2 separate regions of the Mus musculus genome follow, and region 2 is linked to region 1. Evidence: chromatin loops called from intact Hi-C (ENCODE). Cell type or tissue: left cerebral cortex. All regions are shown on one strand. Links, peaks and the distances in the headings refer to the core of each region. The heading gives the core; the rest is flanking DNA. Region 1 overlaps Slc35f1 (solute carrier family 35, member F1). Region 2 overlaps Slc35f1 (solute carrier family 35, member F1).

Evidence for each region. A loop is a pair of places that touch in the nucleus more often than their neighbours do. Peaks named below come from ENCODE experiments on the same cell type or tissue, not always from the same donor. Only the 100,000 strongest peaks of a DNase experiment are listed, where the experiment ranks them.
Region 2: it touches region 1 in a loop (7-fold over the local background); 3 of 42 quality-filtered maps call a loop at or near these places.

The regions. Positions count from the first base shown.
Region 1 is chr10:52,976,091-52,991,570 of GRCm38, reverse strand. All of the region lies in intron 2 of Slc35f1 (solute carrier family 35, member F1), which reads right to left. Among named protein-coding and RNA genes, the nearest start is that of Gm40647, 180 kb to the right of the region's middle. In left cerebral cortex, for the core only: no CTCF peak of the experiment used is centred there; DNase peaks (open chromatin) are centred at 8,580 and 9,026; H3K27ac peaks cover 1,046 bases.
Region 2 is chr10:52,920,446-52,935,925 of GRCm38, reverse strand. Slc35f1 (solute carrier family 35, member F1) reads right to left here. Exons shown (of 8, transcript NM_178675.4): 2 at 2,659-2,834. Among named protein-coding and RNA genes, the nearest start is that of Gm40647, 120 kb to the right of the region's middle. In left cerebral cortex, for the core only: no CTCF peak of the experiment used is centred there; DNase peaks (open chromatin) are centred at 9,417 and 12,578; H3K27ac peaks cover 1,521 bases.

The sequences.
Region 1 (15,480 bases), core at 4,084-12,083:
AAATTAACATACACATCATTTCACAATCACTCTTTTTTTGGGTATAATAAGAGCATGTAAAACCCAAGTTACTTAATAAATCTCTAATGTGTATTATTACTATGCCGGGGCCTAGCAAACACAGAAGTGGATGCTCACAGTCAGCTAATGGATGGATCATAGGGCTCCCAATGGAGGAGCTAGAGAAAGTAGCCAAAGAGCTAAAGGGATCTGCAACCCTATAGGTGGAACAACATTATGAACTAACCAGTACCCCGGAGCTCTTGACTCTAGCTGCATATATATCAAAAGATGGCCTAGTCGGCCATCACTGGAAAGAGAGGCCCATTGGACTTGCAAACTTTATATGCCCCAGTACAGGGGAACACCAGGGCCAAAAAGGGGGGAGTGGGTGCGCAGGGGAGTGGGGGTGGGTGGATATGGGGGACTTTTGGTATAGCATTGGAAATGTATATGAGCTAAATACCTAATAAAAAATGGAAAAAAAATAAAATAAAATAAAATAAAAGCTATATTCCTCATACATTAGCTCTGAAGACTTACTTATCCTGGAATACTTATACCGCCAGGAATCTCAGTTCACTTTGTCAGTTTCTTTGGCTTATTAATTTCTGAAATTACTTTTTACTTTTTACAAATCTTTTTGAGGATTTCATACTTGAATACTGTATTTATATCATTCCACCCCTGCTTCGTCACTCTCCAGTGCCTCCTTAAATTCCTTAAATCCATCAAATTCATATCATTTTCTTTCATTATTATTACATATACATAAATAAATATAGCCTGCTGAGTCTTTTTAGCATTTCTTATATTTATGTGTGTGTGTGTCTGTCTGTCTGTCTGTGTGTGTGTGTGTGTGTCTGTGTGTGTGTGTGTGTCTGTGTGTGTCTGTGTGTTTAGGGATGACCACTTGGGATTGGATAATCTATCAGGAAACTCATTCCTAAGGAAGACTGAGTCTCTCTCTATATATATAGCCCTGATTGCCTGTAGCTCTTCATTCAGGGTTAGCTTTTGTTAGATTTTCCCCACTTCCAGATTTTCAACCACGTGGACATGTTAACTAATGGAATTGTAGAGGTCTTGTTTAAGCAGCCGTATTTTAAATTTTCATGGCTGCAGCCACCCAGTCGCATATAGAAGACTTAGTTTCTTAGCAGAAGTCCTGGTTTTCTTCCTCTTACAATCTTTCTGTTCCTTCTTTCCTGATGTTCCCTGACCTTTAGGGGTGGGAGTTGTGTTGTGTGTATCAACCTTTGTCACTTGTTCTCTGTATTTTGACTAGTTGCAAATTCCTGTAATGATATCTGTTTGCTACAAAAGGAAGCTTCTTTGATGAAGGGTGAGACAGACCCTTATCTGTGGGTATAAGGATAAGTACTCAGGCTGCAGTTAGGTATTCATACTGATTTAGGCAAGTGGCAGGAGTGGTTTCTCTTGTTATTCATAGTGTCAAAGCTTGGTAGGATTCTGGATCATTTTCTCCCTTGGCAGCTGGCACGGTACTTCCCAGTGCTATGAAACAGTCCCTCGGGAGGAAGCTTCCACATCGCATCCAGTTCCAATTCGTCCAAGTTCTGTGTCCAGAACGTTTGGTGTGTGTGGTGTCTTTAGCAATGGGAAGAAGCTCTCTGAAGCTCCTGGGATCAACAGTAACAGCTTATGTTGTTTTGGGAGTCTCTTCCCCTCCGCTAAAAACTCAAAAGAAAGTTCGTCACATCTGGGGCTGAGGATTTTGTGAATTTATGGCTCTTAAAAATAGCAATATTGGGCTGGAGAGATGGCTCAGAGGATAAGAGCACTGACTGCCCTTCCAGAGGTCCTGAGTTCAATTCCCAGCAACCACATGGTGGCTCACAACCATCTATAACAGGATCTGGTGTCCTCTTGTGGTGTGTCTGAAGATAGCAACAGTGTACTCATATACATAAAATAAATAAATAAATCTTAAAAAAAAAAAACAGCTATATCATCCCAGGTGGCACACCTTCATTTAATGTGTATGTTTACACATATATTTGTATATTATATACACATTTTAAGTAAATATAAAATTACATTCCCTATAGCTTTTTCAAACATCAGTTATGTTGTTTATTCCTCTTTTCTTCCTCTCCCTCTATATTATCATCCCTCCCCTGTTCTCAGCTAAATCCTACCACCCTATTTTTTCCATTTCCCACTTCTTAGCACCTTTTTTCTAGAGTTCCATCTCTCCACCACTTGCACCATGACGCTTTGTGTGAACTAAAGTTTCTTGAAAAGCCTAATCCGTGTTGAGGCTCTGCAGATAGGCTTGATAGACTTTCTCTGATTGTGGAGTACTGGAATGTTGGACATGAAACTGAGAGCTGAAACTATCTTATGTTCTCTTTAGTGCCCTTAGAAGCCATTTATCACCCGACTCTGGGTCTGATCTAACATCTGTTTGACTATCAAGTAAAATGTTTGGAGTGTATTCACTTAACTGGCCGCTGGTTTCTATCACTAGTTTTTAAAATGTCATCAGATGGCATTTAAAACTGTAGCAGCAATTTCCTTACCTTGCCATAACCCAGCTGTCTGGTTCTCCACAAACATATTTGATAAATGTATTGATTCATGATTGTCTTCTGTTTTGTGGCTAAAGGAAGGTTATGTAATCATTTCCACAGTGGAACATGCTATTTAGGAAAGAGTCAAACCTGTGTTTCCAGTCACTATTCAATAGTTTAGGACTCAGAACAATTGATTTTATTTTCCTGTTGGAATGATACCTGTGTTACATATAGAGTTGAGTACAAAATGTCCTCCATGGGCTCTGGAGGCTTCATCTGAAGCCTGGGGCATAAATTTCAGGAGATAAAGGGAATTTTAGGAGCTGGATAAAGTGTGACTATTACACATTTCATTCTGTCTTCTATCTATCATGAGCTGAACAGCCCTGCCAGGTGAGCAGCCTTGCTACATGGTCTTACTGCTACAGTGACTTCCCTTACTATGGGTTCAAGATTGGCAGAGCCAAGGACTATAGACCAACTGCGACTGTGAGCCAAGATAACTCCTTCTTTTTTTAAATAATAAATGAGTTTAAAAATAATCATTCAGTTATTTTGTCATAGCAATAGACCTGATTGGTACAATTTGCCACTCAGTTTATTTTAAATTTTACCATCACAAGCCTAACATGCATATCTCACAATGATAACTGGATATACCCTTTCATGCCAGTAGTGACTTTTCTTACAATAATAAGGCTTTGTAGTAAAGCTTTAGGTCAGGCATGGTGATTCCACCAGAGGTTCTTTTATCCTTGAGAAGACTTTTTGCAATCCTAGGTTTTTTGTTATTCCAGATGAATTTGCAAATTGCTCCTTCTAATTCTTTGAAGAATTGAGTTGGAATTTTGATGGGGATTGCATTGAATCTGTAGATTGCTTTTGACAAGATAGCCATTTTTACAATGTTTATCCTGCCAATCCATGAGCATGGGAGATCTTTCCATCTTCTGAGATCTTCTTTAATTTCTTTCTTCAGAGATTTGAAGTTTTTATCATACAGATCTTTCACCTCCTTAGTTAGAGTCACGCCAAGATATTTTATATTATTTTAGATACAATTTGCTAAACACATGAAACTCAAGAAGAATGAAGACTGAAGTGTGGACACTATGCCCCTCCTTAGAATTGGAAACAAAACACCCATGGAAGGAGTTGCAGAGACAAAGTTTGGAGCTGAGATGAAAGGATGGTCCATGTAGAGACTGCCATATCCAGGGATCCACCCCATAATCAGCATCCAAACGCTGACACCATTGCATGCACTAGCAAGATTTTATCGAAAGGACCCAGATGTAGCTGTCTCTTGTGAGACTATGCCGGGGCCTAGCAAACACAGAAGTGGATGCTCACAGTCAGCTAATGGATGGATCACAGGGCTCCCAATGGAGGAGCTAGAGAAAGAACCCAAGGAGCTAAAGGGATCTGCAACCCTATAGGTGGAACAACATTATGAACTAACCAGTACCCCGGAGCTCTTGACTCTAGCTGCATATGTATCAAAAGATGGCCTAGTTGGCCATCACTGGAAAGAGAGGCCCATTGGACATGCAAACTTTATATGCCCCAGTACAGGGGAACGCCAGGGCCAAAAAGGGGGAGTGGGTGGGTAGGGGAGTGGGGGTGGGTGGGTATGGGGGACTTTTGGTATAGCATTGGAAATGTAAATGAGCTAAATACCTAATAAAAATGGAAAAAAATAATAATAAGGCTTTGTATGGTGATCAGCCTAAGCCAATGGTCAGCCAGCATATGATGTGACCAAGACCGCTAGCTATGCAAACTCCATTGAACTTTGCCTTTATTTCTTTTTCAGTATAAACTTGACTGTATCTTCCCTGTATAGCCATAATGAAAATAAACTTCTTTTCCTCTTCACTACCAATTTATAATTTGTTCTTCATTTGGTCTTCTGAGCCTAATGGCTGATACTTCTGACACTCCTCTCCCATAGTGCTGTTTGGCTCATACTGCCTTAGTAATTCTACATAGATACAAAACTGTTCTCTTTGTTCTATGTCTTCCCATTTCTTTTCCCCCTATTATACTTTCTGTTTCTATTTTGCATCTTCTTTCTTACTATTTTTTAAAACATCCTATCTACAATTGAAGTGATGTAGTATTTTTCATTCTTTGGCTTATGAATAGCATTCCATTTTTATATGTATTGATAGGTTCAAGTTAAGTAAAAACCCATATTAATCACAACAGCATTGTCATGGAAACAGACATAAAAACAAATGAAATAGAACTATAAGCCTAGAAATATCCCAAGTATATATGGTCAAATAATTTTGACAAGTATACTCAAAAAAACACAATGAGAAAAATTCTCTTAATTATGTTAGGAAAACTGAATACATGCAACAGAATAAAATTAGACCATTTAGCCCACATACAAAATAAAGTTCAGTAGAATAAAGAACTAAACATAAGACAGACATTGGAAAACTCTTAGAAGAGTATAGCTGGGGCAATGGTGGATCAGAACCTGCAAGAGTGACCAACTAATAACTGGTCCAACTTGAAGTCCAAGTCACAAGTGGGGGCCTGTGCCCCCCCCATATACACAGAGTCAATGAAATGATTCCTAATGGTATTCTGCTATACTCATAGATTACGTCATCGTCAGAGAGGCTTCCTCTGGCAGGTAATGGAGCAGATGTAAAGACTTACACTCAAACACTAGGCAGAGACTCAAGAAACCTCATGGAATAAGGGGAGAAAGGAGTGTAGGAGCCAGAGGGGTCAACTACACCAGGAAAACACGAATGTCTTAGGGCCCAATGTGCTCTATCACTAAGGAAACTTTTTATAGCCTGATTTTATGAAGGCATTTTCTCAATTAATGTTCTGTCTAAGATAATTCTAGCTTGTGTGTCAAGTTGACATAAGACTAGCTAGCACAACAGCTCACAGAATCAATTATTCAGGGCTCATAGGTGCTCACAGAGACTGAAGCAGCAATCACAGAGCCTGTGGGTCTATGCTAGGTTGTTTGCATAATTCTGTGCTTATTTAGCTTGGGGTATTTGTGGTTCTCTTAACAGTGGGAATTGGGTTGTCTGACATCCCAATTTTGCCTGCTTTTGGCATCCTTTCCCTCCTATTAGGTTGCCTCATTCAGCCTTGATATGAGGCATTGTACCTAGTCTTATTGCATCTTGTTACGCCATGTTTGCTTGTTATCATCGGGAAACCTGCTCTTTTCTGAAGGGAAATGGAGGAGTACTGGATCTGGGGAAGAGGAAAAGTACAGGGAGACCTGGGAGGAGTATAGCAGGAGAAGACGCTGTGATCCAAATGTATCATATGAGACAAGAATACATTTTCAAAAAAGAGGAGGACAGAAAAACAAAACTCTTTGGCCTTCTGAATGAGTTTCTTGATGTCAACAACAGGTGCAGGAAACTAACTAAAAACTGATCCATCCCATATATACCTACCAAACCCAGACACTATTGCATATGCCAGCAAGATTTTGCTGACAGGACCCTGGCATAGCTCTCTCTCTTGTGAGGCTATACCAATGCCTGGTAAATACAGAAGTGGATGCTCACAGTCATCTATTGGATGGAACACAGGGCCCCTAATGAAGGAGCTATAGAGAGTACCCAAGGAGTTAAAGGGGTCTGCAACCCTATAGGTGGAACAACAATATGAACTAACCAGTAGCCCCAGAGCTGTATCTCTAGCTGCATATATAGCAGAGGATGGCCTAGTCGGCCATCAATGGGAGGAGAGGCCCTTGGTCTTGCAAAGATCATATGCCCCAGTACAGGGGAATATCAGGGCCAGGAAGCAGGAGTGGGTGGGTTGGGGAGCAGGGTGGGGGAGGGTATAGGGGGTTATGGGGATAGCATTTGAAATGTAAATGAAGAAAATATCTAATAATAAAAAAAAAACCTGACAAGCTGGACAAATGTGCCAAACTGAAAACCACGTATGCCAAAAGAAACAATCAACAATATGGGTAAGAAAATATTTGTTAATCATATCCAGTAAGGGGTAAATTTCATATGTATATATACATATATATATATGTACATGATGTATACGCGTAAGTATATGTATTGGCAGGCAAGTGAGCCATACAGACAGACAGAAGAACTGGAAAAGCTGAATGAGTCCAAATGCTGTGAAACTCAGAATTAGAATGGTAGGAGCACAGCCAGCGCACTGCCTAACTACTTGCTCTGGAACACATAACCATGATACTCAGAGGACCATAGCAATCAGTCATATAGCATTAAATCCTGGAGCTCTCCATTCTAATGAGGTATCTAGATATGCTCAGCCAATGAGCTTCCCTTCCTGGGCATTTCTTCCTACGAATCCCTGGTTCACTCTGAGTAAGGTATACGCATTCACACTCGCCATCAAATAAGGCAGTTTGAACAAGTATGGACCATCTCTTCATCAAAAATCAATACGGGGGAGGGGCTTTGTTTTAAAAAGCCACACCCAAAAAAGGCTCCTCTCTTTTCCAGTCCCTCCAAACTCTCAGAACTCACTAGGAGCCAAACCAGGTTCTGCCCCCTCCCCTGTCCCGGGCTTTGCCTTCCACTTCTTAGCTGGTAAATGGGTGCCCTGAGGGGAAGCTCAGACCAGGGACCTCATTCCCACCTCCCATTGTTTTGCCAGTGGTGCCTGGGTACATGGGAGACTGAGAACCACAGCAACTGTCCCAGACTCTGCTGTTTCTAACTCCAGAAAAAATGTGAACTGAGGACCCCTGTTACAGACTATGTTCTTCCTCCCCTAAGCAGTGTGCTGGCGGGGCTCAGAACACCCCAGTGGCAAGGCAGACGCTTAGCCTGGCAATTGTACTTATACATATTTACTCCTCAATAGCTATATGACACACATACACACACACACACACACACACACACACACACACACACACACACACATGCATGAGAGTGTGCTTGCATGTGTATGTGTGTGTATGTGCATATATATATATGTATGAGACAAACAGCAGCAACAGAAAATAAATGCTGACAAAGGTGAGGAACAATATGCACTGTTGAAAAAAATGTTAATTGGTAACACTGGTAGGGCATTCCCTCAAAAAGTGAAGAAGAAAAAACCTAGCATATCACCCACTGCAGTACCAATCAACAAGGGAGCAAAATGATCACTTCATACATGTGTGTTTGCACCCTGCTCAGTATCAAATCAGTCATAACACTCAAGGTCTAGAATTAACCCAAGTGTCCAGTACTAAATGAATGGATAAATACCAGAGAGAAGGAGGCAGGGGGGAAGAGGGGAGGAGAGGGAAGGAGGGAGGGGTGTTTATAGATATGTTGTTTATCTTTTTAAAAGACTTTTTCCTAGTCCATTGAGTTACTAATGTTTCCATAGCTTCAAGAACTTCAAAGAGAAGTGTAGTTTTTTTTTTTTTTTATACTGTCTTTTTCTTTGGGTAGACTTTAGCAAATGAACAGTTTGAAAGAGAGCAGAGATGTGGTACTATAAAAGGCATTTTGGGGGGCTTGGTAAATGTCAACCGGAGAATAGAGCTGAACATTTTGTAGGGAGTCTGTGAGTTGGGGAGTCCTCGTTAGACTTGAGTCCTTAGGAGAGCAGCACAATGAAGCAATCAGACTAAGAAGTGAAGTCTTCGGGGAGAACTGACTGACTATTCAATGGCTTGACCCAAAGTGAATTAAACACACTGTGCAGCGTTTACAGAGGAACCAGCCAATAGGAGTTCAAGCTGTTATTCTTGAAACTACTGTGGGTGGCAACGTCCAGGGACAGTGAGTGACCTAAGTCAGCATCTTTTCATGTGAGGATCTGGCAAATGATTCATATACAAGGAGTGAGAGGAGAGCTCCCCTCTGCCTGTAACAAGGACTATTTCTAACTCCCACTTGAGAAAATTCTGCTTTCTGGCTCATGCACCTTTTAGATTAATGTGCTTCCTAAAATTGAAATGACTCATTAAAATCTGTACTTTGAGGGAGCTGGTGGCTTGGTTCACACATTTCTAAGAGAGGTGCTTCATCTGGAAGCTTCTGGAAAATTCTTTTTAACCACCCACACCCTGGATACCTAGAGGAAACATGACTTCTGAGCTGTCAAGGAAAAAACCCAAACAGAGCCAAATGGAAGTGTTGTTATCATCAGAGAAAGCCTGTCGTGACCAGAGAGTGAGCAGTAGTAAAAAAGGCAAGAAAAATCCAACTTCTGTTTGTAATTTCTTTTCCACTTACATGGCAGAAAACTGCTCTCATGACTTGGACACAATTTCAAGTCCTACTTATTTTGGCATATATTTGGAGGAGAGGGCTGGATTAATAGAACACTTGTTGGTCTCTGTGAAAATGATGACAGGGAAAGGACTAGAAATAAAACCATGCTCTCAACACTGAGGGCTCCATTTGACAGGAAAGCAAGCCCAGTTTCTGAGTTTCTGTGGAGGGGAAGGCCAGAGAGTGGACATGGTCGCAGGTCACGTGCTTGCCTTGCACAGGGTGCTGCTACGTGAATTATCTCATTTTACAGTTTGACTCAGACAGGAAGCAAGAGTAGTGAGCAATCCCAGCTGCATACTCCTGAAGAAAATGTGTTAGGTCCAGAAGGTAGAGATGGGATGATATAGAATGAGACCTGAACAGGAATGGACAGGGATTGATAATAGAACGGTGCAGTCTTTGAGGGAATGAATGACTAATTATAGAAATTGCTGCCCGTTCTGGCTTTAGAATACATAGTCCAGACCCCAGGAAGCTAATTTTGGTTTAAGCTAGCTAGACAGGAAGAATTGGCCCTTGGGTAATGCAGACAAGTCTCTGAGTTTATCACCCATCCTGGAATGTATTGCATGTCACCTCATTTAGATAGGCACAAATTGCTGGTCTTAATGTTGCGTTTGTTTGTTTGTTTGTTTGTTTGTTTGTTTGTTTTGGAGTATGTGTGTGTGTGTGTTTCCCCCTGAGAAAAAGACTCACTGTGTACTACAGGCTGGTCTTGAATTCAGTCATCCTATTTCCACCACCCTGATCACAGAAAGATGCCCATGTCCATATTAACACCCGCTTGCTCACTTTTAAATTTCTAGAAACTAGCTTGGTAGCTAACATACCAAAGCAACCAAATAAACAAATCCTTCTGAATTAATGTCAGGAGCAGCGAAGCAACACATATTTATTATTTGAAACGTGGGCAGACTCGTTCCCAATAAATTTGGTCAAAATTAAAAACTTATTTTTACCTTCGACATGTTTATTTTGTTAATGTGGAGATTAGGAAAGGAGTAGGGACGACAGTGATTTACATGGCCCAGAGGAATAAGTGAATTTAATTTTTAAAAAATGCAGATATGATACCATGAAAAATAAAGGAAGCCGAATGAAAATCCACTGTGGTAACTACCTAGAGCTGAGCTCCTGAGAAACAACTGGGAAGAAAATCAAATAGGGGATGCTGAGGATGCTACTTATAAAGAACACAGTACTGTGTTCTGTGCCATGCTCTGTACTCGGTGTGGCTGAAATGAACTCAAAAGAGTTTCCTCCTTTCTTGGCACCCATATCCTACATGGAGTAGTTAGCATCAAACATACCCAAAATGCAACTCCAGACCCAGCAGGGCATAGATTGTCACGTGTGTACATACACACATGCATGTGGTGAATATATGTATAGAAGTGACAACTGTACACATGGCTACACAGAGAAGTTGAGCAGGTCACATGCATATGTCCCTGACCAGAGGCGACCAAGAATAAAACTTGCAAGGCCAAATTTTGTATGCTGCAGGTAAATGTCAGAACAAAGTCTTTATGAAAATAAAGTGTGTGTGTATGTGTGTGTGTGTGTGTGTGTGTGTGTGTGTGTGTGTGTGTTTGGGGGGCTTGAATAGAGAGTTGAATGAAAATGAAATGATACCATTTTTGGAGGTATAATTTGAATTTATTCATGCTAGACAACTGTGGTGGTTTGAATAGAAATGGACCCCATGAATTCATAGCTTTGAATGCTTGAGTGGTGCTTTTTGACAGGGATTAGAATTGTGGCCTTGTGGGAGGAACTATGTCGCTGAGGATGTGCTATAGGGATTCTAATGCCCAAGCCAAGCCCAGTGTCTCTCATTCTTCCTGCTACCTGCTGAGATGTACCTCTCAAGCGTCATGTCTTCCTGCCTGCCACATGCTTCCTGCCATGATGATAAAGAACTAAATCTTTGAATGTAAGCAAACCACAGTTAAGTGCCTTCCTTTATAAGAGGTGCTGTGGTCACAGCATCACTTCACAGAAATAAACTTCGATTAAAACAATAATACATGCCAAATTTTAATAAGAATATATATATATATATATATATATATATATATATATATATATATATATATATATTACCAAACAAGAGAAAACTAACCTTTGGCATCACAGAACTTAAGACACAGAAGCTTAGAAAGATCAGTACTAAAGTTTGGAGCTGAGATGAAAGGATGGACCATGTAGAGACTGCCATATCCAGGGATCCACCCCATAATCAGCATCCAAACGCTGACACCATTGCATACACTAGAAAGATTTTATTGAAAGGACCCAGATGTAGCTGTCTCTTGTGAGACTATGCCGGGGCCTAGCAAACACAGAAGTGGATGCTCACAGTCAGCTAATGGATGGATCATAGGGCTCCCAATGCAGGAGCTAGAGAAAGTAGCCAAGGAGCTAAAGGGATCTGCAACCCTATAGGTGGAACAACATTATGAACTAACCAGTACCCCGGAGCTCTTGACTCTAGCTGCATATATATCAAAAGATGGCCTAGTCGGCCATCACTGGAAAGAGAGGCCCATTGGACTTGCAAACTTTATATGCCCCAGTACAGGGGAACACCAGGGCCAAAAAGGGGGAGTGGGTGGGCAGGGGAGTGGGGGTGGGTGGATATGGGGGACTTTTGGTATAGCATTGGAAATGTAAATGAGCTAAATACCTAATAAAAAATGGAAAAAAAAAAAAGAAAGATCAGTACTCTCAGACACAAGTGCCTTCCAGTTGAGTGAGTGACGGAGGGTGTAGCCAATTGAAGGACACTGTGATGCTCAAGAGTAAGCCACACAACATTATCCGGGCTATTGTTGTTAGTATTACAAATTCACTGTTTCAAGTCTGATTCTCGATAGAATCTGGAAATCTATATTTTGAAGTGAAATGCTATCATGTTAAAACTGCTTTCAAATATTCTGGATTTTTATAACCAGTGCACAGGTCGAGTAGAATATTATCTGTAGTCCAGAATTGGCCCTGCAGACTGTCAGCTTCCTCCTTCCATGATAAAATATAACATAAAATAACAGTATAACAGTATATAACTGTATACATTTTGTATATATATATAAAGTGGACAATCAGAGAATACCTGAAGCTATAAGTAATGGATGCCTCCCACAGGAAACTGCATCCCAATCAAAGATGCTACATGGATGAACTAGTACGTTGTTTGGTTTTGGCATTTCTACTCATTTTGTAGCTAGTAGCTCTTTTGAGACTTTTTTCTCCATCTGTGTTTCCCTGCTGCTTGCCCTTAATTCAAATTGGTGCCAGCTTTGTTTTAGTGCCTTGGGAACTCAGGCAGGGCCAGTACATAAGTAGCCTGCAAATCTTCCTGGCTTTTATTTTTCCCAAGCCTGAGACTATAGAAGTTGGTTGCAGAAGTAAAGGAAGAAGGATTTTGTGGTGTAAGCATTCTAGGATAACCAAGGGACAAGTAGCTCTTATATCCTCATATAGCCATGAGAGAAATTACTCTCAAAGCTTGGTGCCACAGGCCTGTAATCCTAGCTAATCCATGAGCCAAAACCATTGCCTGCTGGGCAATCTAGTAAGAACCTATGCCAGAATAAATAGTAAATATATGTCTGGGAATATAGCTGAATGGTGGAAGGCTTGCTTAGCATGCATACAGACCATGGCTCAATCCCAGCATGCCAGAGGTAGAAGAGAAACAGTATGTTTCAGAGGAGTGAGCATCCTCTATCTCTACCTCTTCTTCATGTTATGGCTATAGCATGCTCTACAGGCAGCTTTAAAAGCCTGTACACCAAGCATTCCATCAGACATGACAATGGGTAGTGTCCTACCTTCTGGAGCCTGTACCCCAAGCATGCCATTAGACATGACAATATGTAATCTCTTGCTGACTAGAGTCTGTAACCATGACCACAGAACCTTTGTCTCATTCCTGACAAAGAAAAAGTTCTTGTAGGGCATTCAGAAAGGGAGAACTCCTATTATGAACAAAGTGAGGTTTTCCTCTAAGTAGCTAAACTTAAAATAGGTGGAATCACAGATAATGAAAAGAATCTTGTCTCCTCCACAAGTAGCTTGCAACTGAAACTCACCAAATTTTGTTTGTAGGTTTGTTTGTTTGTTTGGTTGGTTGGTTGGTTGGTTAGGGGGCATCTCTCTGTAAACATTTAGGTTAAATGCTTAGCAGGGAGAAAGAGGAGAGAGAAGTTGGAACATTGTTGCCTTTCATGGTCTTTGGATACTGGAGAGGGAACGCTCACCTAGAATATTTTTTCCCTTCAGAGGATACTAGAGAGACTGTACTCAAGCCCAGAACTTAGAGACCCTGGAACTAGACCTCTAAGAGTTCTCTGTTTATGTATGGTGGAACGTGGTCTTAGAAACACTTAAGAACCTCTCTTCATAATTATTGCAAGATGCACTCACACTGCAATGGATGGGCTTGTGTGGTCTTTACAAATATGAGGCAACTTGTGTTCTCTGACCTAATTTTAAAAATACCACACTCAAGAAAGAGCTTGAAATATCTAAATCACACTCAAAACAATTTAAACCAGTTCTTAGAGCAAACAGTGTGGTGGCTTACCAGCAACTGTACAGAAATCTCTGTTGGAAAAAAATCCTCAGTTCTAAAGGTAGAGATGGAAAGAAATTTATTTCTCATTCAGAGAGAGACAGGAAATGAATGGGCAATTAAAGATTAGCTAGTATTTTTCTTGCAAGGAGGAAAAGAAAACAAAAAGGAAACTAAAGGGAAAGAATGATAGCAGAAAGAATGTTGGGCTTGAGGTAATTTGCCAACACATCTGCTAATATAAAATTAATTGCAGTCACGGACATTGAGGCTATCTAGATAGCATCTGCAGTCAGGCTGTCTCTTCTAAAATAAACCAGATTAGCACTCACACTCACAAGAGCTTACTGGGGAAATTCATACTGTAAATTTTAAGTATGTATTTTGAAAAACGGTTGGGTTTTTATTTGTTTGATTTTTTTTGCTGTTTTGATTTTTTTGTTGTTTTGTTGTTTGTTTGTTTTTTTGCTTGTTTGCTTGTTTGGTTTTTGTCATCATTGTTTTATGGTCACTGTCAAGTACTGGAATGACAATTTCAAGTGCTGTCATTTCATGGGTTATATTGAGGATATCTCTGAGATCCTTTGCATGTTAACAGTGAACCCTCATTGTCGAGAATGCCTTCTGAGTTTGGAGGTGAAATTTGCCTTGAGCTTTATCTCTGGATTGGAGCTTCAACTTAAACTGTGACCATAAAACACAAACATGCTACCAATCACAGGCCTTCTGTGATGGATGTCAAACCTGCCACCAATCGCAGGCCTTCTGTGATGGAGTTCAAGCATCCCACCCATCACAGGCTTTCTATGGTGGATTTCAAAGGCACTGAGAAAGCTTTAGAAAACAAATGTCTCCACTGTGGGTAGGATCTCAAGATGTCTGTGGTAATGGTAGTAAACTGCAGTGATCAGAGCTGCACAGTGTTTCTTATTTTGAAAACAGGTTTTGAGAAACACATTTAAGTCTTAGAGCTAGACCAAACAGAAATCCTTCCAAAGTGAGCATTTCTAAGAAACAATAGAGCTTAACATCTCGGTGTGAACATGGAAATCCCCACAACTTAAGTTCTACTACAATGGCCTTTCATTGTTAAATTCAGGCAAAAATATGTATCATATAAGTTTTTGTACAATATGTGTCTTTGATAAGTTTTCAATGGTCTTTTGAATGCTTCTGTACAGTGAATATAATATAATGTAAAATGCACACACACATAACATAAACAATCACTTCATTTTGTAAAAATAAATAATATAGAACATCCATGTGTATTTACCCCCTGATTGTTTTTAAATTGATTTTTATGCTTGGGTTTATTGATGCTTTGTGTTTAAATCATTCTCTACTAAATTTTTTAAACCTAAATGAATAACAAAGGATTGATGAAGGAAATATGCAGAAAAATTAATTTAAAGCAAAGATATAATACAAAGTATTGCCCTAGTGTGGGGAGCCGCCCTCACATCGCCGTTACAAGATGGCGCTGACATCCTGTGTTCTGAGTGGTAAACAAATAATCTGCGCATGTGCCAAGGGTAGTTCTTCACTCCATGTGCTCTGCCTTCCCCGTGACGACAACTCGGCCAATGGGCTGCAGCCAATCAGGGAGCGACACGTCCTAGGCGGAGGATAATTCTCCTTAAAAGGGACGGGGTTTCGCCATTCTCTCTCTTGCTCTTGCTCTCTTGCTCTTGCTCTCTTGCTCTCTGGCTCCTGAAGATGTAAGCAATAAAGCTTTGCTGCAGAAGATTCCGGTTTGTTGCGTCTTTCCTGGCCAGTCGCAAGAACGCGTGTAAGACCCTAGTCAAAAGTTACTTCCTTAAGACTTAAAGTAGATAACTCATTATACAGAATATTTTGATCTACCAGTCATTGAAAGACATTTGGCCAATTTTCATTTTATGCATGTTGGGACAAGTTGACAAGATTTCTACAAGCACAAGAACTTTTGATTAGCTAAACTTTCAATTGGTAATAACATTTATTAACATGACTATTTAATAACTTTTGTTTTTAAATATTTATCAAATATACTTATAGTAGCTCCCCTTTTATTTACTTTTTTTTTCAAGTTGCCGTTTTTCTTAACCAA
Region 2 (15,480 bases), core at 4,636-12,635, 56 kb after region 1:
CTCTTTGTCCCCTTGCCTTACCCACACTGACACGCCTCTCACATTGTCTATATGACTCTCTTCTGATTTCATTGCTGGGTCTCACTACACCATACACCCCATGCTACTTTCCTGTGTATGGTTTTCAAATTTAAGAAACATGAATGTCTCCTTTTGTTCTAAAGCACTGGTTCTTAATCCTGTGGACCATGACCTCCTTGGAGGTCAAATGTCCTTTTCACAGTGGTTGCATGTCAGATACCTGGCATAGCTTAGCACATATTTACATTACAATTCATAATAGTAGCAAAATTACAGTTATGAAGTAGCAAGGAAAATAATTGTCTGGTTGGAGGTCACCACAACATGAGGAAATTTATGAAATGGTTACTGTAAAGGGTCTCTCATCCCTCCCACCTCTTCCAAATTTCACAAGAAGAAGCCAAAGGTAATCCTGCTCTTCCAGCCCTAGCTGGTCACAGCCTCCATCTCTTCCTAGTAGCTGTATTGGTTTTCTCACTTATAAAATTTTGGATGATACTATATCCTTGCTTTGAAGAACCAAGAAGAGATAAGTCCCATATTCTGCAGCTGGCAATTATGAATGTACATTATAAATGGCATTATTAATATTATTAACATTTTTCATAACTTAACTTTTCTAGCTTCTACCTATAACTATTATAATCATGATTTCCAATTTTAATTATTTTTATTTTCCCTAGATGTAGACTTGTACTTAATCTCTGGACTCTTAGAAAATAACAGAGGCCAGAATCCAAAGGAGAACAACAATTTGCCATTTCAAACTACAGTGGTGCTTAAAAATCACCGATGAAGACTTCAACATCTTCATACAAACATCCTTTTCAGTATTGAGCTATTGAAAATTTGTTTAATCCCATTACCCTTAATTATACTACTTATACTAGGTTAAATAATACTAATCTCTTGATGTTGATTCAAGCTCACATCAAGTAAATTTTACATTCATCCCTTGTCTCTCCTTTTTTGATACATTCCCACAGTTCCTCTGAAATGAGTTACTAATTGTATGCCTCTCTCATTGCTTCACTTCCTGGAGTCTTTTCCTGCCCTGAAGCACCACCATTCAAGACACTTATATCATTCAAATTCTCTGCTTCTGACTCACACTGAGGAAACATAGCTAAGACTTAGTGTCTGTTACTTTTGTAGACTGGCAATTTATTATTAACATTACTTACAGCTGTTAATATTAAAGGCTTTAAAAAGAAGTAACATCAACTTGGGGAAAGCAAATTAAATTAGTTTCTAATATATTTTCAACAAATGGAAAAAATCAATCATGTATGAGTGTGGTAATGATGTGCATGGTGTGTGTGTGTGTGTGTGTGTGTGTGTGTGTGTGTGTGTGTGTGTGTGTAGGGAGTTATTTATTCATGTGCTTGTGTGGAAGTGTTCATGTGTATATATAGGTAAGCATACATGTGTACATGTGTGTGTGTATGCATGTAAATATGAGAGACTGACATCAGGTAACATGCTCAATTACTCTCCAACTTACTTTATGAGACAGAGTGCTTTGCTGAACCCAGAGCTTGTCAGTTCTGCTCAGTCAGCTGGCAGTGAGCTCCAGGGATCTGCCTGTCTCTGTTTCCCCAGTGGTGGGATTCAGATGCATGCTGCTTTGCTCAAATTTTAAATAGGTTCTGGGGGTCTGAATTCATGTTTTCACACTTGCAAGGCAAGACCTTTAGCAACTAAGCCATCCCTGACACCCGCCACCATTGTTCTAGTCTCTAAGACAAAGCCTACTATTGGCTAAGTCATTATACCATAGCAGTATTATTTTAAACAGAAATCCAAATAAGGGCATGTAAGGATAACATACTGATAGTTCTTATGAAAGTTTCAAAAATGTGTAATTATTAGAACTGCCATTTAGCAATATATATGATTGTTTTCAAAGCTTTTGATGGTTATTTTTTCAATGGATCCTGATCAACAGATACAATTTAGAGGGAAATCTGGAGCTTTTTCTGGGGCCACAGACAAAAATTTGGTAGTGTAGGACAAAGGCGCTAAAAGAGTCTCTAAAATGACTTAACCCCCAACCCCCACATAATCTTTATGGGATTTATTCCTTTGAAAGGCATTTTTCTTTTATTGACTCTTGGGGAACTGGTTTCCATTGCTTTATTTCTTTAACATGTAAAATAGGACCACATGTAGCCATTTATGAGAGTTGCTTTTCTTTTATTCCTCTTGTGGTGTCGCTCAAATTGCCCATAGTCATACCTGTGTCACTTTCCTAAGGAACATACATTTGTCTGAAGTCCCCTTAGACAGCTCAGGGCTACCATGTTTAGGAAAGTTGCATTAGGCCTGTTCCAGGTTTCAGACAGTACTCTATTTAGATTCATTGAAAAGAATAAAACCCTTACCAGGAATTCAAAATTATGAGCAATTGTACTTTTCTGCAGTGTATATAGCTCCTGCGTCTTGCTGAATTCACATATTATTTCTTTGTGATATATTCATGCATTTTCTTTGTGATATTACTGCAAATAGCAAAGTGCGATCTGGGGATTTGAATCATCTTACTGATGCAACAAATGATAAAATGATATCTACTCATGGCTCATATCCTTCTCTGTGTTCATAGAAGTCATATTCCTGGGATTAGGGGCAGCTTACCTTGTCGGACAGCTAGGGTGGTGGTGTATACCAAGAAGAGGAGGATGTAGTTCAGAAAGCTCTGGAAGACTGGTGTGTTCGCATGAAAATCCTCTGCCAGGTACTTGCTCGTCAAGCCAATTCCACAAACGAGAAGGGATAACACTTGACCCAAAGCCACAGAGATTAACATCTCCCTGAGAAATGAAGCAAAACACAGCAATGTCAGCAAGAAACACATGAAAACAATGATAGTGAAATCCATTAGTAATTCACTGCAGACACTGAGCTAAAGGCAGTGGATACTATTTATTGTAATCCACCGAAGCAATGCTAGAAATCCATACAGTTATTCCTGAAACTTTATAGAGATGGAAACTAATGCTTGACATGGGTATTTAATTTGCTCATAGAACACACAGTGTGGATAAAACAAAACTAGGTTGTGAGATTGAGTCTCAGTGTGAGTCCCTGGCTTCCAGTCACTGTACTCCAGAAGCTGTTGAGGAAAGGGACTATCTTCTTGGAGCACAGTATGTGGATTAGTGATGTTGAGAGCCTGCCCAACCCTGCAAGCAGAAATATATTCCAGCATCAACTGTGTGTATAATTAATTGATAATGGGAGAAACTTTACAGATCAAGCTATTGGATCCAGAAACTCTTGACTGAAAGGTCTATACATCTAGAAATCCACAAGGACCACCTCTTGTGCCCTTCTAGACTCTGGAACTCCATTCTAAGAAGCTTTATTTCAGGTCTTTATTCTCTGTTTCTTAAGTTACAATTGCCTATATATTAAAGCTATTATTCCTGAAATAGATTCAGGACTATGGCAGTATAATAATTATGCAAATATTTTCATTGCTGTTTTCATAGGCAGTGCTCTTGTAGACGCTGAAGTGGGGACTGGAAGCAAGAGTCAAAATGTTCAGTTTCCATGGAAATGAAATGCCCACACAAGCTTTGTAGTCACACACACACACACACACACACACACACACACACACACACACACACACTCCTGCTCTGACACAGGAAAGCCTCTGGAAATAGGAGGTAGACTTTTCTCTGAAAGTTTCTTCTGACCTTTGTGGTTTATTTGTAGAAACAGCAGTATAAAAAGTGAGAGCTGTAGTATAAACACAAAGACTATAAGCAGAGGATATGTGTTATTATATATTTCTTCCCCCATGGATTTCTTCCCCCATGGAAGACACAATTCCATTTTTTTTCTGGATGGAACATGGATCTATTTTCCCTTTTTTAGAAGCTAGATTGGTCTGGCCTTGCTTTGGTCACTAGAGTACAGAGAAGGTGAAGCCATGAGAAGTTTTGCTGCATTTATGTTTTCCTGCTAAGAAACAGCTTCTCAGTAAGGTACCTGAGATGTACTATTGAATATGAGAAATTCCTGGGAAATAAAGAGAGAAACCCAGGCAGCCTTAGTGCCAAATATCTGAGTGAGGGTTTGGCATCCTCCTGCCTCCCTCATACTAAGTCAGTCTACACTCAGGAGAAGAGGTGAGTGATCCCTAGAGACTGTTGCCCAACTTGGAGAGTTATGAGAAAAATGAAATCCTGTTGCCTTGGGGCATACAGTTTTCTAAGAAAAGGACAACAGACAGCAGGAAGAAAGCCGTGAATGTTCCCTCTCCAAAGGCTTCTGAGTCTCTTCAGCCACGGGCATTCCTTCAAGATGGCAGAACAGAAAGCAACTTATAGTTCAACAGGGAACTGTGGGCCTCTTTGCGCATATGCTTCTGCAGAACTTCCATCATACCTTTTCCAGACTGACATCTATTCATTTTTTTTCAAAACTTGGCTCTTTTGTCACTAACTTTGAGAGGCCTTCCTACTCTCTTTCCCTTAGGACACATCTCATGTATTACTCTTACTTTTACACATTGCCTTGTCATTGCTGCTTGCTTGTTTGTTTAGTCTGTTCTGTGTTCAATTTTGACTTAGTAAGTTTCCTGAGTATACCTACAGCAGAGTAATACCGTTTAGAGGACTATAAAATGGAAGGCATAAAGACAATCATATGACGCAGTGTAAGCAGTTCTGAATATATAAGAGTATCAGGGCTAGAAGCAGAGGATCTCTGTGAGTTTGAGGCCAGCTCTGGTCTACAGAGAAGGTTCCAGGATAGCCAGGGCTCCTCAGGGAAACCCTGTCTCAAAGGGAAAACAAGAATATCACTGCTTTTTAAAAAGATCAACAGGCTTGAGGATATGGGGGATGGCAGAGCACATACTTAGCATGGGCAAAGTCCTGTGTTCAATCCTCAATGTTACAAAAGAAATTATAATTAATAAACACCCCCTTGCAAATTGAAGAAAAATAAAACACTGTAAAGAATTCAAATAACCTCAAAGATTTGTGAAAGTAATTTTTTTTTAAAGACTAGGATATAAGGTAATAGGGTTTGTTATGACATTGAGATGCACATCTGTTTTTCTTGGCCCTCTTCCCCCTCTCTACTCCTCTATTTTCCTACCTCTGCCTCTCTGATTTTCCTCTAACACATTGTTTCCATGCCATGTGAGTTTCACCACCATTTCTTTCCCATCCCCGATCCTTTCTCTGCTTTTCCAATAATTAGCTTAGTGTTATTTCATGTTTATTCAGGTTTTCTCTACAGGTATGTCTCTGCAAAGGTGTTGGATCCACTGAAATTGGAGTTACAGACACTGATGAGCTGCCTGTTATGTGGGTGCTGTGGACTGAATGCAGGTCGTCTGGAAGAGCAGACACTCTTAACCACTGAGCCATCTCTCCAGTCCTAGCCTCCCAACCATTTCATAACCCCCCCCCCCCTTGGCATTCTTTTTTCTAGTTTTGAGATATGTAGTCCTCACAAACTTTTATACCCATACATGTACATGTATGTACATATACACATACACATAAACATACACATACATATACATGCATTAGTATCTAGGATCTGCATGGAAGAGAAACATGCTATTGTCATTCCATATTTGGGATAGTTGGGTTGAAACAATACTTTCCAAGCAGCATCCATCTTGCTGTAAATGTACTGATTTTATTTTCATATAAATACTACATTTTCATATTCACTTTACTGTTTTTGTTTTGTTTTGTTTTGTTTTTGTTTTTGTTTTTGTTTTTTTTTTGTTTTTGTTTTTTTTTTTTTGGCTTTCTTTCCACTTTTTATTAGGTATTTAGCTCATTTACATTTCCAATGCTATACCAAAAGTCTCCCATGCCCACCCCCCCCACTCCCCTACCCACCCACTCCCCCTTTTTGGCCCTGGCGTTCTCCTGTACAGGGGCATATAAAGTTTGCAAGTCCAATGGGCCTCTCTTTGCAGTGATGGCCGACTAGGCCATTTTTTGATACATATGCAGCTAGAGACAAGAGCTCCGGGGTACTGCTTAGTTCATATTGTTGTTCCACCTATTGGGTTGCAGTTCCCTTTAGTTCCTTGGGTGCTTTCTCTAGTTCCTCCATTGGGGGCCCTGTGGTCCATTCAATAGCTGACTGTGAGCATCCACTTCTGTGTTTGCTAGGCCCTGGCATAGTCTCACAAGAGACAGTAGACATCTAGTTTTGTTCTATTTCTTAGCTATTGTGCTTAGAGCAACAATGAATACGGATGTGCAAGTATCTCTGTGGTAGAACTTAGAATCCTTCCGGTGTATATACATGAATGTTATAGGCGAGTCATATAGTAATTCTATATTTTTGTGTGTGTGTGATTTTTGAGAAATCCCTATACTCATTTCCATAATGGTTTCACCTATTTACATTTCTATCAGTGGGGAAAGGGGATTTCCCTTTTCCCACATCCTCAACAGCATTTGATGGTTTTCTTGAGGTCATCTTTTTCGACAGAAGTAAAATGGAATCTCAAACTTGTATCACTTTGTATTTCCTGGGTAGCTAATGTGTTGAATACTTTAAGAAACATTTATTTGCTAACTGTGCTAACGGAATCCTCCTCGTCCTCTTTCTGTTCTTCCTCCTTCTGCTCTACTTCCTATTCTTTCTTCTCTCTTCCTCCTCCTCTTGCTCCTGTTTCTTCTTCTTTGAGGTAGAGTTTAATGCAGCACAGGATGGCCTCAAACTCATTATGTGGTCAAGCATGACTTTGAATTTCTGATCCTCCATTATTTATATACAAACATATGCAGGGGTTTTGTTTTGTTTGCTTTCTGCAGAGCTGAGAATCAAGCTCACGGTATATTGCAAGCACAACAAGGATTCTGCCAAATACACTATATTCCTAGCCTTTGTATTTCATTCTTAGAGAATATTCTGTTTGGTTGCTTGCCTCGTTTATTGATTGGAGGATTTTTTTTAACGGTTCTTTAGATACTTTAGATAACAGTCCCCTGTCGGAAAAATTGCTGTCATGGATTGTTTCTCATTCTGTAGCCTGTCCCTTCACTCTGTTAATGGTTCCCTTTGTTGTATAGAAGCCTTTTAATTTTGTATAGCTCTGTCTGTCAATTCTCATCTTGGGAACCTAGGATATAGAGTTTCTTCAGTGGGATCATTAATGATGACTACACTGAAGAAAAATGGTGAGAAAAAGAAAAACATGTCAATTTTGAAGATTTCTTTGATGATATTTAATCTAATCACCATGTAGCACAATGTTAATCATAGTAGCAAATAATTTACAGGAGAATAATAATAATCCTATGATTGATAATTTTTGATCATTTGCCTAATATATACACTGAAGAGATATTGGTAAAATTACAGCTAGTATATTAAATGGTTGCCTCTGATGCTGAGTATGCACTAGAGAGTGTTCTATGGAGTCTCCCTTCTTTTTGGACATGACTAAAACAGTACTATGACCTACTTAAATTATAACAATGCTGTTTAAGACCTTGGAGCATCCTGGACCAAATCAAGATACACAAGACTACAAATACTTACACAAGGCAATATAATTTTAACCTATCATGTAACTGACCCCAATGTATTATAAAATAGCCTTCTATATGCTACATGTAACATGTATAAAATGAAGAAGACATAGTCTGTCATTGGGAGACCATTTAATGAAACTTTTGACACTGGATTTTCAAGAAACTTGTTACAAAATTAATAAATAGAAAATAAATTTGTTTCAAATTGTTTTAAAAAGAAAGAACATCAGATATTTGGTGAGCAATAGGTCCACAGTCTAAATAAAATTTGCTACCAATTTGCGAACCAGGCCATGATGCATCAGACACTACAGTAGGTATGTCCTTTCTGACAATGTTTTATGCACAATGAGCCCATTGAGCCACTGAAGTCATCTGACAGGAGTGAAGCAAGAAAGTTGGTATGCCACTTCCTTTGGTCTTTTACCTACCAAGCAAAATATATTAGGCTGTGACCTTATAAGTTTTAGTAAAAGATATAAACTGTCTGAAATACCCACTGACATGAATAGATAACAAATCTAGTTTATCTATATAATAAAAATTATTAAAAGGTATAATACACAGATGTAAACTATTTTGTGAACAGATCTCGTAAACATTTGAACTAAAAAGCAATCTAGTATGAAAACACTATGAGCAAGCCCACAGAAATAGAGAATATGTTAGAGGTTACCTAGGGCTGGGAGAACTGAAGAGAAAGGGTTTGACTGACAAAGCTATTTTGCTTCCTTTTTATGTGATGAGATACGTCAAACTGAAGTGAGAGGTAAAAAGAAAAAATGGGTATATATTTGTGTGCAGTTTTTGCTTATGTACACACATTCACCTGTGTGTGTTTACTTGTGTGTACACATTCACCCGTATGTGTTTATATGTATGCATGTAGAACTGAGAGGTCGACATCAGGAGACTTCCTTGATTGCACAGAGCTACATTTCTAAACTTGCCAAACTAGAGACATTAGACTGAAGCTAGGTGATATGATTTCAAGTCCTAAATTTTGAATTACAGTGTTGTGCCACCATTAGTTGTAAAATGGTTCTGTTTTCAGAGAGTGTATGGAGCACAGAGATAACCTAACAGACTAAGTTTTGGAAACATTTTTCAAACAGTAAAGACAAAACCCACAGCTGGTCTGACTAACAAGAACTTTTCTACTTTTTGATATACACCTTTCAACAAGAGGCCAACACAAATCTACCTTGTTTATTTAGCTAAACAAAGCTGCAGACCCATCATGTTGAGTATGTACTTTCAACTATCAGTCATGTCTTTCAGCCACTGCCAGTCTGATTGAATTGAGAATGCAAATTATGATTTTATAGGACATGATCATAAACATCATGTAGATAGCAGGGGGTTGCAATTAATTCCTTACCAGAACAGCTCATGAGCTCATTCTTAACTAAAGGGGGCTAGAAATCAGAGCTACTGGAGCCTGCATGCTTGAGAGACTTATTAGAGGCATACAAATAAAATAAATAAGTAAATATAAAACCTCCTATTGCCTAAATGCTCATATTCTAACTCTGACCCCTGTCCTGCCATTTTGCCTCCCTCCGAATTTCTGAAGGAGCTAATATCTATGTATGGAAAGGGTAAAGTGTTAGAAGGTTGACAAGATGGTGCCTTCTCTTAGCTGGAAAAAGTACAAGCAATGAAATGGAAGACACTCTGTTTTTACTGTAACCCATCTGCCAGTTAGAAACTGAGATTAATAAACTATTTTCTAGTGCATTTCTGAACAAGCCCAGAAAGGTGCTATCTTGCAAAAAAAAAAAATTCTAAAAATGGTGCTGGGTGAAATTTTGCAGAGTGAGCTGTTGGTTATTCATGTCGTATACAGCACAGCGCAGCAGATGCATTCTAACATAGATACAGAGTTCCTATAATTTTAGTAGCAGAAATGGAAAGGAGGTTATGATACACATTTTCATCTTCTTTGTGCATTTAAAAGGACATCTCATCCACTTTAAATGCAGACGGACTAGACAATGAAAAATGCATGAGTCTCAGGAAAAAATGGTGTTGCTGGAAACTGAATACCCACTACAACAGAGCTTGTACTCATAAATACTGATATGCCTGTTATCAACAGCATTGTGTTGTTAAAGATACAGAATTTAGAATGGGGTAGGGGATAAGCCTCTGGTACAAATTAAACATTCAAAATAATAAGATTAAAAATAAAGTATAAATTCTAATGTTTCTTTTAATCATAAAAATATGTTCTTTTAAAAGGTATCAAGAATGTCAACACAGCATTACATAATCATATCACTCTATAACTTTTTTTTCACCATGAGAGTGGAATACTTATACTATCATCTTGAATCAGAACAAATCAACCTTCCTGTTGAGGTATGTTCATTCTGAAAATGAGTCTCAGGGAAGTTTCATCAGATTTGAGTCAGTACATGCATTCGGAGATGCATATATAAAGAATATTTAAGCATACGGGTTGGTATAAAAGCAATATCACTTGGATGTGGGAGAAGCATCTGTTATATTCTGTTATGAATTGTAGTCCACTGACTCTGAAAAGCCCTTGGCTAAAAGGTTTGGCCTGTAACTGAGAATCAGTAGAATTCTACATAAAGTGATTATTAGGCCAGAAACAAATGCGTATGCTGAGAGATTTGACACTGACTGGGGTTTCTTTCTTTGAAATCTGAATTCCTGGGCTGAATCTATTCATTGGCTCTGTGGTATCATTTGGAATTGTGCTTGCCATTAAGTAGAAGAAATCAAGTAAACCACAGGGGGTCTTCCTGTTATGTATCTTTGATGGACTAAGTATGGGAAATATTTGAACTTTAGTGTAACAGAATGAGTCATGGATAATTTTAGTGTTTATAGTTCGACAATCCTATTATGAAAGCAATCCTCAGAGAGAAAATAATAAAGGTCTTTATTCTGATGATGAAGACTTGATTTGGCACTGTGAAGTTGGCTTCATGTTTTTTTCCAAAGAAAGGAAAAGAAAGCTTTAAGGAGAGAGTTGGAACTTCCTGTCCCTGTCAGGTCTACTATGTAAGTGCCATGATTTTGACTATCTCCCACTTTGGGTGTAGGGTCCTTTGTGTAAAATAAGGATATATGAAAGGCCTGCATATATGATACCTCTTCTACAATCCAGATACAATACAGCTGGCATACTCCAGCTTAAACCTTCTCCAGCTCAGGGGCTGGGCTGTTCTTAGCTATATAATCCAGCCATTTTGGTTATCTGGTCTACTCTTTACCTTGTTGAACAGCTTCTTGACCCAGGCTGCCCATCTTGGTTGGCAGCTCCTTTCTCGCTCTCCCCTCTCACCTCTCCTCACATGGCTCAGTACCATGCTCCTTCTGGACTCTCCCAGATATCTCTGCCTCTGGCAATTCTTTCCCTCCAGCAGCAAAACAGGGCATCACTCCAGGCTTGCAATTCCACAGTTAAAACTATGACCCATAATTGTTCCTGTCTGAAAGAACTGCAGGGATGGAAATGGAGAGGAGCCTAAGGAAAAGAAGGTCCAGTGAAGCCCAAAGTTGGATCCATTCAAGGAGAAGACCCAAGGCCTGATACTATTACTGAAGCTATGGAAGCTCACAAAAAGAAACCTATCATGACTGCCCTCTGAAAGATCCAAAAGGCACCTGAAAGTGTCAGATGCAGATATTTGCACCCAACCAATGGACAGAAGCTGCTGACCCCTGTGGCTGAATTAGAGAAAAGCTGGAAGAAGCTGAGGAGGAGGGCGACCCTGTAGGAGGACCTGCAGTCTCATTTAACCTGGAACCCTGAGATTTCTCAGACACTGGACCATCAACCAGGCAGCTTATACCAGGTGATATGAGGCCCCCCAATATATATACAGCAGAGGACTGTCAGGTATGGGTTCAGTAAAAAAAGATACACCTAGCCCTAAAGAAACTGGAGGCCCCAGAGAGTTTGGAGGTCTGGTGGAATTGGGGATTGTTCGTGGGAACATCTTTGTGAAGACAGGGAGGTGGGGCAGAGGTATGGAATGTAGAAAAGTTGGAGGGTAGACAGGGAGGGAATAAAATCTGGAATGTAAAAAAATAATATATATATATATATATATATATATATATATATATATATATATATGAAAAGAAATAAAGATTAAAGTGTATACTAAAAAAAAATGTAGATACTAATGTATATTCCAAAAGGTCATTGTGAAGATTTAACAAGGCAGTTCATATAAACTGCTTCCTGTACTATCTGACGCATGGGAAATACTCAGAATAACAGTTTTCCCCATGTGGAGTCCATTTAGAAGTACCGGCTCATCAATCACTTAGAGCTATCAACCTATATGATTGTTCTGATACATTCAGAACATTGCTAACGTGTATCTCGAGTTAATTGCTCCCAAGACTAATAAATATATCCTCAAACTAAGAAAGCCTTTGATATTCTTGTCTTTTAGAAAGTCAGAAATGACAGCAGTACAGGGAGGGAGGGAGGAAGGGAGATAGTTAGAGAGACGGAGAGAGAGAGAAAGAGAGAGAGAGAGAGATAGATAGACAGAGAGACAGTGAGAGACAGAGAGACAGAGACAGGCAGACAGAGACAGAGACAGGCAGACAGAGACAGAGACAGAGACAGACAAAGAGAGAGAGATGGAGACAACTTAACAGGTTTTCAGCAGGAACTTCCGACGAGTTCTCACGCTCCCTAACATCTTCTTGGAGAGCAGATCAGTGTAACCTTTTAGGATGACTGTTACTGTTTGTTTTGTGCATTTTAAATGATTTTGACATTTTTCATTTCAAAATGCTTTTAGCTTTGCATTTTGAATTACGTTAGTGAACTCTGGGGCCAAAAGGCAAACATTTAACTTTGAAATCCACCGAATGAACAAAACCAAAGGCAGCAAACAGACAGACTGGCTCACTGTATCTTAACATAAAAACCAGCGTCAGATTTCATTATTTTATTCCACATGTAACACATTCCTATCCATGAAGGGAAAGGAAATTATACTCCGCCGAGTGCCAACCTCCTCTGCACACTGTGAAAACGCACTTGAGAAATGTGTAATCAACCAGGATCGCAGCTTATGCCTTTACTTGCAAGAACGTGCAGGGGACACAGCTAAATAGCTAAGTCTCGCCTCACTGCAGAAGACCAATACCTGGCTTTTGCCCTAAGTCAAAGGACCCTCTGTTCAGAGGCTTGTGGACACTACTTTTATTTTTCTTTGCAACAAGAGATGATAGCAATTTTCCTGCTTGATTGATATGAGTAATAAATTATATCAATAAATCATATCAATCATTTATTGGTATGAATAAAAAGCTATTTTATTTAAACCTTTTTTTACAGATTGCTTATAACAAAACATAAAAATCATGTCAAAATTTAATGTGTATAGCATGGGTGGAGAAAAAAATTGTTGTGGAGGAAAGGACCTCCTGTAGGAATAAAAATTGGGTATTTATTATAATTAAATATTATAATAACTGGGAAGAAACTGACTTATTGAAATTACTAGAGCATGGATGAATATAACAAAATTGGGAAAATTTCTTATCATCACCCCAGGCTCAAAATGAAGAGATGGAAGGGATAACCCAAAGTGTGGGATCTCCGAAGACTTTCTCTATCACTTTATAGAACATATGGAAAGACCAATGGGATGGCTCTCTGATGGAGGGCTGTCCACAGAGCATGCTTAAAGAACAGAGGAGGCTGACCAGGGTACACATGGATGCTGAATTTGCTGATTAAACCAATGGCTATTAGCAGATGATTTAGGAGCCTTCATGTGATACACAATGTTCTACCTTTGATTTTAAAAGCTATCAAGACTAAAACTGATAGAATGTCAGGTGAAACAAGAGAAAGAGAGGTACTGTAAGCCAATGATGCAATGGTGATGTTGACTTAAGGCTTCAACTGAACACCATATTAGACCCCCACCTACTGGGAACCACTGACATGTCAAGAATAAAAATGAAAAAAAAATAGAGCTCTCTCATTTGTGCACATTAATTGTATATTAATCATTTTCCTAGCGAAAGTCATTGAAAAATACCTGTTAGCTTAGTGAGAGGCACTCTGATATAGCCAGCCTCACTACATCCCATCTCAAGAATAGAAAAGAAAAAGCCATTGTCCCTTCCTAACTGACCTTGCTTCAGTATGTTATGCTTCTACAGGGGCCTTTGAGACGAAGCAATCACCACATTTTTTTTTACTAAATTCATTTATAAACCACCATGAAATGGATACAATGTTTATGTCTCCCCAGAATTCATATGCTGAAATCTCCACTATGCAGTGATATTAGGAGGTGGGGTCTTTTGTAGATACGTGTGTCAAGAGCAAAATGATTATGAATGAAATCCATTTATTATAAAAGAAATCACTTTTGCCTTCAACCATATGAAGTACAGCAGCAATGCACAGCCCAGCCAAGAGTGCTCATCATTTGAACTCAATCATGGTAGCATCTTGATCTTAAACTTTCTTCTTCTAGGACTGTGAAAAATAAATTTTTTGCTGTTTATAAGCTACCCAATCTATAGTACTCTAGTATAGTATCTTAAATGAAGACATGCATTTATTTTCTTTATTCTTATGTCAAGATGGGTAAATCAAAGTCATTTTAGATCTTTGACATACTCTGTCCAGCACAGCCACGTCACCAGTAAAGACTATACTAATATCCAACAGCAGACATCCATTGCAGAATGTTGTCTTCTGTGCATTAAATGGCTGTTTACTATTTTTCCCAGGGCAGTGGTGATTGCCTACTGGAAACCCACAAGATTGAACCTGTGATATTCCTGTATATAGAGAGAGGCTAAGGAGCACATCAGGCCTCTTCTGAGATTTCAGACACTCCTGTCCCACACGCATGCTCTCAGCTACAGGTCATTTTGCCTCAGTTATACATGATCTAGGAGGTGCTAGAATGGACATTGGACAGGAATTTAACCAAAGAGGGGATCCATCTATTCAGCTCTCGAGAGGCCATCATCATGGGATGACAGCATTCTATACTGTACATGTGGGACTTAATTCCTACTCCTCTCATGACCCCATGAAGCTGTGCATGAGCAGGAGAAGCCCCTTAGTTCATCCACCTAGAATGGGTGGAGTCAATTCTTTGGACTGTCAATCCTGCCCTATCTAGACTGACTAGTTTTTCATATCTCAGCAGAAAAAGTTACCTCAATGAAGATGTAGTGAAATAATGAACAAAAGAATGTTACAATTTTTCACCTTTTGGATGAGAAATAAAGATGGCCTAATTTAATGCCTTAATAACTAGCACAAATGCTGTAATGTAACTGTACCTATTCTCTTTTTCCTGTTTTTTTTTTTTGATAAAAGTATATTTTCCTATCTCTAGTCTCCTTTTAACCCTACTTGAAATCATTTACTACTTTTTTTTGTTCATCCAGTAAATGTTTATTGAGTATCTATTATTAATAAGGCACTATTTCTCTGGTGGTACAAGCTCTAATCTCAGCACAGGAAGCAGAGGCAGGCAGATCTCTGTGAGTCTGAAGCTAGGCTGGTCCAGCAGCCAGAGCTATGTAGAAAAATCCTGTCCCCTGTCTCAAACACACACACACACACACACACACACACACACACACACACACACACACACCCTGGACCCCAAAGACCCCTTAAACTTACTTAGGTTATGGTTAAGAAAGCAATAAGGCTGTCAAGAAGGCTTATCAAACTTGACTGCCTGAGTCTGATCCCCCAGATAACCACACCTCAAAAGAAGAAAACTGACTCTCTCATGTTCTCTGGTCACATGTATGTTGTGGAACACATGCACCCACAAATGTCCACACATAAGTAAATGTAACATCTCTGAGGAGGAATTCCTTTAAAAAGCAACAAACAAATCCTGCCTCTTTCTCAGCAGCCACCGACTTCCAGTAGCTC